Regions from separate parts of the Homo sapiens genome. Here region 2 is linked to region 1. A link is a contact called in ENCODE Hi-C data. All regions are on one chromosome and are shown on one strand. The core of a region is the stretch at or near the end of the contact, and the rest is flanking DNA. Distances in the headings are between cores, read along the strand shown.

Region 1 (4,139 bases), core at 1,395-3,894:
TAGTTAAAATAAATAATTTTAATTTCTTATAGATTTAATCAGAGACTGGGTCTCGCTATGTTGCCCAGCTGTTCTCGAACTCCTGGCCTCAAGTGATCCTCTCATCTCAGCCTCCCAAAGTCCTGTCATTACAGAGACGAGCCACCGTACCTGGCTATTACTTAAATAGTAAATTCATTTGGCATTGCCATTTGGTGCTGATGACCCTCTTCAGAGTCTCCCCAGTATCTGCCAAGTTTCCAGACAAAGTCACAATCACAAGGGCATACTCTGAAGAGGCTGTTTATTCGGTACAGATCTTGTGTATTTTTAATCACAACAATTTTCCTTTTATAAAGAAATCTCATTTGACCTCTAAATAGGCCATCATACATTTTATATTTTCTCTGAATTTCTTCTTGGGTTGGGATCCGAATAGTTTTCATCAAGGGTGGATTGCAGTCTTCCTAGGTACATCTTTTTTTTTTTTTTTTTTTTTTTTCAGAAGAGGGTTTACTAATTTTATCAGGTTCTTAAAGAGGTCTGGGAACAAAATAAGGTTTAGGATTATTGGTTTTCCAGTCTCTAATTCTTACCTGTTACCTCTAAGTCCACTCACTATCTTGATCCTTAACTGCTTCCCCTCTTGGAAGCATCTTTGGTCCTTATAGGTTAGTACAGGTTTTTTTCTAGATTTCTGATCACCACCAATCAGAAAATATTTATAAATTATATGCTGAAAGATCTGCAGAATCTTGCAAGCTTTAAAGACTATAGAATGAAATACTCAAATGCTGTATTCTTTTCTCATGTCTGATGAAGATACCTGTGCCATGTATTTTTTAAAATCAAAGTTAAGCCTGCGCAGTTGGGTTCAGTTTAGCTACATGAATTGTTCTAACCCTCATGTTGAAGTCAAATGGTTTCTTCAATGCATTTTTTTTCTGATAAAGAATAAAATAGTGTATATTTTGTAATACCTAGAAAAGAAGTTTTAAAATGTTCTCAACACAAAGAAATGATAAAAATTTAAGGTTTAGATATCCTAAATGCCCTGATTTGATCATTACACATTGTATACATGTATGAAAGTATCACATGTACACCAAAAATATGTACAATTATTATTTATCAATTAAAAATATTTTTTAAGAAGGCAATGAGGTCTTCTTATTTTTCCTTGTAGCCTCAGTATTGACTATGACCACTGAGAAAGCCAAAATCCCCACTCATTCACGGAATGTGGGGGTGGGACCAACCCCCCGAGAATTTCCCTAATCTTCCTCCAGGTGTCAGCACAGGCCCACTCATCTTCCCTCCCACCCCACCCCCTCCTGTCCATTCATAAAGTGGAGGGTGATTTGTGGTCTGCCTCACTGTGATTGTAGAGGAAAACAGCCATCTTTGCTTGTCTCTGCACTAGATTTGTTTTTCTAATTTCTTTTTACTTGAAGGTTTACCAGCTGCTTTATTACCAGAGCGAGGCTTCCTTGCAGTCTCTTTTCTTTTTCCTCTCCCCCTCTGTTCCCCTCCTTTTTGTTCCTAGAGACAATCAGTGTCTCTGGTCCCAGCTGCCACTGCTGATTTTTCATTACAGTTTAATTTAAAACTGGGATTGGAATGGAAATGTCTTTTTGCCATTTGGGGTTTGTGAGGCCTGTGGTTTTATTGCCAAAGGCACAAATGTTAGTTACTACTGTTTTTCCAGAGTTTGCTGGGGAGGGTGAAGGGGTATAGGAGAGTAGGAGGGAAGAAAGACAGACTGACCTAGTGGAAGTGGGAGGGAAACTGGAGGGGGAAATCCCTCTTTCGGAAGGCAACTTTATTCTGCGAATTGTTTTGTTTGATGTTTTGAAGAATACGAGTTGGGTCACGAGGAGGGAGAAATGGCGTAGGATCTCCCCAAATGTGTATTTATGTAGGCTAAATATTTGTCAGCCCTGGAAATGAGATGGCTGAGGGAGGGACGATCACACAGACACAATTTGGAACTAGCACCAATGTAGAGAAAATGGTTTTCTTTTTAAGTAATAGTAACGTCTGTGGCTGATTCACTTGACCACAGCCGTAAATGGGAATACCCAAGGAAGGACTAAACGGTATCTAACCTCAGAGGAAACAAGCTCTACATGTTTCTATGCTCTCACCTAAAAGGAGACATCAGGCATCTATCTGCACTAGCTTCTGTGTTCTCTCTCCTTTTATATTTCTTGGACTCAAGTCCTAGGATTTATTTACAAGCCTCCCTCCAGTCGTATCCCAGTCCAGCTACACAATTAATGTTTCCTATAATCTCTTAGAAGGTTCTTAGTGAATGATTGTTTTGATCAGATTAAAACTAAACAGTCTGCTAAAATTGATGATGTTTTTACCTATCTAAGTGTAAAATTAAGAAGGAAGGACATTCTTATTTGAAAGTAATCATGCAGCAGGCGGTGGAGAGAAGCTGAGGCATTTGCACACCTTGATTTCAATATTTAGCACTGACATTGGAGGCAGTTGTTTCCTGGTTGGGGAGGAATCTACAGAAACCGGAATGTCTTATCTGTCTTGCTAAAAACAATTACTGTCTCTCCTCCCAGCAAGAATCCCGCTCCTCCTGGATACACCAGTTTTGGATGTCAAACCGAATGCTCCATTATCTCTACAGATCGCGCTGACTCTTCACACTGTGGAACATTTCAACCTCCTCTCCAACTGGCCTCAGGCGGCTGTCGGACTGGTGAACTTGTCTGGGGTAAACACATCTCCCTGTCACAGAGCAGCCCAAAGACTCAGCGTGCTTTGCGGGTGCTTAAGGCCTTGTGCTGCCAGTCTGCACATTTTGTGTGCTCTTGGTTAATCGGGACATTTTATCCAAAAGCACATTTCGGCCAGGCTTCCTCTCCTGCAGACTCACCCCCATCCACTCCTTCCCCACCTGTCTAGGGTGTTCTGTTTCCCTGCTGCAGGGCGGAGGGCAGCGGTCCAGGAGCCCCACAATCATCCCCAGTTTCCAAAACTGTTGTGGTTGCCTTTGCAGTTCACACGGACATTCTAGTGGTTGGAATTTGCTCACAGAAGACATTCTACTAATAACAGGGGAGATAGTTCTCATTTGTCTAGTTCAGAGTTCATAGCACACAAAGGGGGAAAGAAAATAATAATAATGGAAACCGTTTTAACCCCACCAGCTGCCCCGCCTCCATCACAACAACAGAAACAAGAACAACAACGACAACTCCCTCACCCTGTGCCCTGTGTGGTTAACTCCAACACAACCACAGCCCCCGTGCCGGAAGCTGTGTGTGGCTGAACGTCCCGATGTGATACTGAAATATGTGTAGAGGAAATGCCTCTTCTGACCCCTCAGTGAAGCTTGAAACTTGAAGGAGCTGATTGACATTTGAAGAAAGCAGCTATTTTTGTGTGTGTGCAATTTTCCCGGATGAAGAAAATTGTCCAGCTCTCCCTCTCCGTTGCTCAGCCCTCCCCCAGAGGCTACATCTCATACCAAGCAGTGGGCTCTAAGGGCAGGTCTGCTTGTGCTGTGAGGACACAGGTGACGTCTTTAAGGACCTTCTTTCCTGCTCCAGTATACCACATGTTGTGGTCAGCTCCCTGTAAGGCAGATATTGCAGCCACCTTTTCTTTCCAGGTTTACCAAAATAAATGCAGGGGGAACTATGGATGGAGCATTTTTTGCCCTGTTTGACAGGAAAGTGGCTGTTTGATCTTCCTTTGTGCTATAGGAATCTTCAGAAATCTCTTGGAAAATCTCATAAACCTATGTTAGTGGCCACATATGGGATCCATTAACTCCTCATTTCTGCTTGTTCTTAGCAAATTTTTGTCTGGTGACAACATAAAAACTTTGGATTGTTTTTGTTTTGCTTCACACCAGAGAGAACTCTGTTGACTGGCTTTAGTTTTGAGAAAATATTCAGCAAAAAGCAGACCGGGTTTGGAGTGAAATAACTAATTCTAAGTAAAGCTTGGTGGAACATTTGGTTCATGAGGAAGTAGGGGGACATTTTTCTTCTTTGGGTTTCAGGGGGATTCCAGAGTTGCCAGTGTTCTGGGAAGACGTCTCCTTTTCTGATGAAATTGAATAAGAAATCCGGGCTTTCTTCCTATCTCCAACTATGTGTATGGTGTGATTTTGGAATAGTGGAGTGGTC
Region 2 (4,141 bases), core at 119-2,618, 440 kb after region 1:
TAAGAGCTGGACAGAGCTAGCTGGCCCCTGAGGACATAGTTTGAGTTCCTGCTTTCAACCTTGCCTCAATGGAGTGCCCTCTGGATCTTCTGATTTTATGAGGTGATCAATTCTGTCTTTGGTTTATTTAAATGTAAATTAGTTTGTATTGGATTTACAACCAAATTACAATGGACTTGGTTTACGTGATCCTCTTGGTTTGCCACTGACTTTCTATACATAGAAGACAACCAATATATACTTACTGAATGTATGAATGAGCTAAAATTTATTTTTTTAAAAAACCTCTTGAAACCCATGAATTTAATCTCCTCTGCATTATCATACCATCCTAGGCAATTCACGTTCAATTTAAGTGTGTCCACATAGGAGCACATCCTTCTGTAGAGAAACACATGATGCAGCCCTGAGGGTCTTGCTGGATGAACTGGATGGCTAAGAAAACTGCAGGGAGAGACCAGAGATTGAGCTCAGAAGACCTGAGTTCTTTTCAACAGAACTAACACCATGGTCTGCTCAGTCTCTTGACCTCTCCGAGCACCATTCTTGATGCACAAGATGCGAAGAATAATATCTACCTACCGGGTAGTTGTTAAGCTCAAAGGAGCTCATTTACATGAGAGCTAAGAATGAAACTAACGTAATTTGTTGGTTTCCCCCACATATTCCCATTTCAATTGGTGATGGATACACACCTGCCAAATCATGAGCCTAAGGGTGTTAACTTTTTTTTTTCCTAATAAAATGCACAACGGTAGTCGCATTCCAGAAGGCTATGTGTCAACACACGCGATCATATCTGGGTCTTGGGTGTGACCTTTGGCCAAATACTCAGTGTCCTCGAGGGTCTGTAAAAGGAAAAGTTTCCACTGGCGCGTTCTCTCCAAGGTTCGCTTCAGCTCTGCTATCCCAGGGCTCCTGATGGCAGCGGCACGGGCTGTGCTTAAGGCGAGTTCCTAACAGGCCCTCGGGGCACTCCTGCATCTCCGCACCCGGCAGCCTCGCCCCTTGGGTGTTTTTGGTGGGCGTGACTAGAAGCACCTGCTCCTGGGCTCCTTTTGCATCTTGCTGCAGTCCCCTCCTGTGAAGGGCGCAGCTCTGCAGTCTCCTCGCTCTTCCCTCGGGTGTTCTTTCTGAGATCCGGTTTCAATCCTCGAGCGTGTAGCCCTCAGGTCCCCTTACAACTCCCCAGAGCTCCGTGTGCATGCGTGCGAGAGGGAGAGAGCCAGGGAGAGACCCAGGTGACGAGACGAGGCTCCCGGGCTCCAGTTACTGGCCCGCAGGGCCGGGGCACGTCGTCGCCCAGCGTGCGGCGGGGCCCGGGAGCGCCGCGGCCCCTTTAAGAGCCGGGCCCAGGCCGTCGCCGGGACCGCAGGAGCCCAGAGCGCGGGCGCCGCAGAGGAGTTGGGAGCCGGCGCAAAAGTTTCCTCCCAACTCTGGCCCCGTGCGCCGCCGCCGCCGCCGCCCACTCCAGCCCCCGGCTTGGGGCCGGCCCTGCCAACGCCGCCAGGGCCAGGGCCAGGGCCAGGACCAGCGACAGGGCAGGGCCGGCAGTTTCGCTTTGGTGGGCGCGGAGCAGCCGCCTGGGCCGGGCAGGAGTAGGAGCGGGAGGAGGAGGAGGAGGAGCCGGTGCCGCGGAGCTGCCGCGTCCCGGGCCGCCGGGCACCTGGGAGGTAACCCCTTTCCGCGGCCGCCCCTCCCCGATTCCCGCCACCTGCCGCCTGGCCAGGTGGAAGGGGCGCTGCCGCGAGCCTCCGGGCCTCAGGGTGTTCCGGGGAGCGGCGCCCCGGGTCTCTGGGCCCACCCGCCCCGGGCGTCCTCCGAGAGTGGGGGCTGCGCCCGCGGGGTCAGACACCTGTTCGGCCCGGCCCGGCGTGGTCGCCGGGGGCCAGGATGAAAGTGACCGTGTGCTTCGGCAGGACGGGCATCGTGGTGCCCTGCAAGGAGGGCCAGCTGCGCGTCGGCGAGCTCACCCAGCAGGCGCTGCAGCGGTACCTGAAGACCCGGGAGAAGGTGAGCGCGGCGCGGAGGAGTGGGGCGCGGCTGCAGCCAAGGCACCTGCCAGGTGCGACCCGGTGGCGACACTCAGGGGATGCAGAAAACCCAGGGGATTATGGGGCACTGCCTGTAGCTGCAGCTGTTGTCTATTGCTAATATCAGTGATGTGGGTGTCTTTGGGTGTTTGTGGGCCTTGAGCTCCGAGGGTCGTGAGTGGACCTGCAGCATTGGAATCTCTTGGGAGCTTCTTAGAACTGCCCAATATGGGCAGTTCTCCAAACCCACCGACTCAGGATCTGCTCTTTAACGAGATCCCCAGGTGATTGGAATGCCCACTGAAGTTTGAGAACCACTGGTTTAGAACTTGTTTGAGGGAACGTCTTAAAAGGTGCTGCTCACCTAAGTGTGATTTTTGACCCATTAAGGCCCGCCTCACTTAGGCTCCTTGGAGTTAGAAAGTTGATTGTGCAAGTGACACATACTCGGAAGTTACAACTGATGGGGCCTTTGGAGTTTCAGCCTTGTGAGCTGCCCTGTCTCAGTGACTTGGGCAGGAACACAGGTGGGAGCATGCTGTTTGCTTAGCCAACCTGTCTACATTTTGAGTGTTTTCAGTTTAATGTCACAGATTCTATGACCATTTACTATGTGTGTGGGCTGTTGTCAGGTCCTGAGTGACTATTAAAATGAGAAAGACGTTCCTAGCTCTGTAGCTGAAGTCAGGAACAAGTATAAATTAAGTGACAATTTTTTTTAAGTGTGCAATACATGTTGAGAAAATATCTGGCACTAGAACTTATGCCAAGTATTTGGGTAACATTGGGCCTCTGGGACTTCCTCAGTGAAACTTTTAAAGGAAGGCATTGAATAACCTTTTAATTTTTTGAATCTTCACATGGAACATTTTGTATGTCCCAAATGCTCCTCAAACAGGGCAAGTCACAAATTCTTGTTTTAGCGGCCAATGGTTCTCTTAATATTTGGTCTCGTGCCATGTGACTAAAATAGTGGGTTGGTCAATCTAGTGATGGAAAAACGTAAGTTTTAATTTCTTTTAACTTCTTATCGGTTATCCAAAGCATAAAAGTAATTGTTTCTTACAAGTGTATAGCTTAGGGGTTTAAGAAAATACTTGCACCTTCTTTGCCTCCATGAAGAATTATTATACAGAAAAAAAATTCAGCTCTGGACAGATACATGTGCATATTGCTTTGGATACTCAAGAACTGGAGGAGAGTACAATGAAAGGTCTATTAATATATTAAATATAACCCCTAAAGATGAACTCTTTACTGATGGAATTGAGGTGGAGGAGGGAAAAAATTAAAGTGGTTTATAAAGCTGTGTGAAAATCAACTGCAATGTTATGTGTGTGTGTGCACGTGCATATGTGTTTGCCATTGTTAAAATAGTGTTTGCTGTTTAAATCATGTAATTCAGTTAACTGATGTTTAAACAAGTAACCAATTGTCTATTAAATCATATTTCACTAACTTTTGAAAGTGAGCTAAGATTAATAGTAACAACATTACTCCAGACAGATTATTGAAATAGATCTCATTGAGGGATTGTCTTACCAAATTGAAGTTACTTTTTAACTATTAAATAATTTATGCCCTCAAATCTTGTATATTTAGAAGTTTAGTACAGGGGGCTATCCAAGTAAGAGATAAACTACAAGCTTGTAAATAACATGAAGAGAACTAACCAGCTGATATTTAATTCACTATAATTTGATCTTAAAAGGTGTTAAAATATTGACATTCTGGAATGGAAACGTAACTTATAATATCACAGAACAATGTAGTTGCATTGATCAGTTTACTATTATTACCAGACTTATATTTTTCTGTTTACATTTATATATTAGTGAATGTGACATTTAAAGGTCACCTGCAGCATATAAATCCTTCCTCTTATTTTCACTTTTAAAATTTCATTTTAAGAAGTAGTAGGTGATGATTTTTCCCCTCCCCAAGTATTCTTCTCCCATAGTTTTATTTTAAATAATATTGTAATCATAACAAGATTTAACGAATATTAAATCGTATTCATAATGGCACTAAAAGGTCAATAAATACCCTAACAAATTCCATGCTTTTATTCATTTTTTTTAAATGAGAAAAGGCCAGAAATGTCAAAA

What was found. Hi-C counts contacts between places; a loop is a spot of excess contacts on that map. Pooled maps may share reads with other maps.
Region 2: a pooled map shows a loop between it and region 1 (3-fold over the local background). The contact joins the promoter of PARD3B here to the enhancer-like site in region 1. A Hi-C loop is called at or near these places in 1 of 168 maps with a recorded cell type or tissue (endothelial cell of umbilical vein) and 8 of 50 pooled maps.

Annotation. Positions count from the first base shown.
Region 1 is chr2:204,107,178-204,111,316 of GRCh38, forward strand. No RefSeq gene overlaps it. Among named protein-coding and RNA genes, the nearest start is that of ICOS, 170 kb to the left of the region's middle. Within about 2 kb of position 2,645, at least 13 of the 41 ENCODE cell types and tissues checked have a DNase peak (open chromatin) inside an H3K27ac peak, as active enhancers do; they include endothelial cell of umbilical vein, where a contact is called at or near this core.
Region 2 is chr2:204,544,107-204,548,247 of GRCh38, forward strand. PARD3B (par-3 family cell polarity regulator beta) reads left to right here and starts at 1,369. Exons shown (of 23, transcript NM_001302769.2): 1 at 1,369-2,013. The coding sequence starts at 1,894. RefSeq lists a silencer at 1,356-1,405.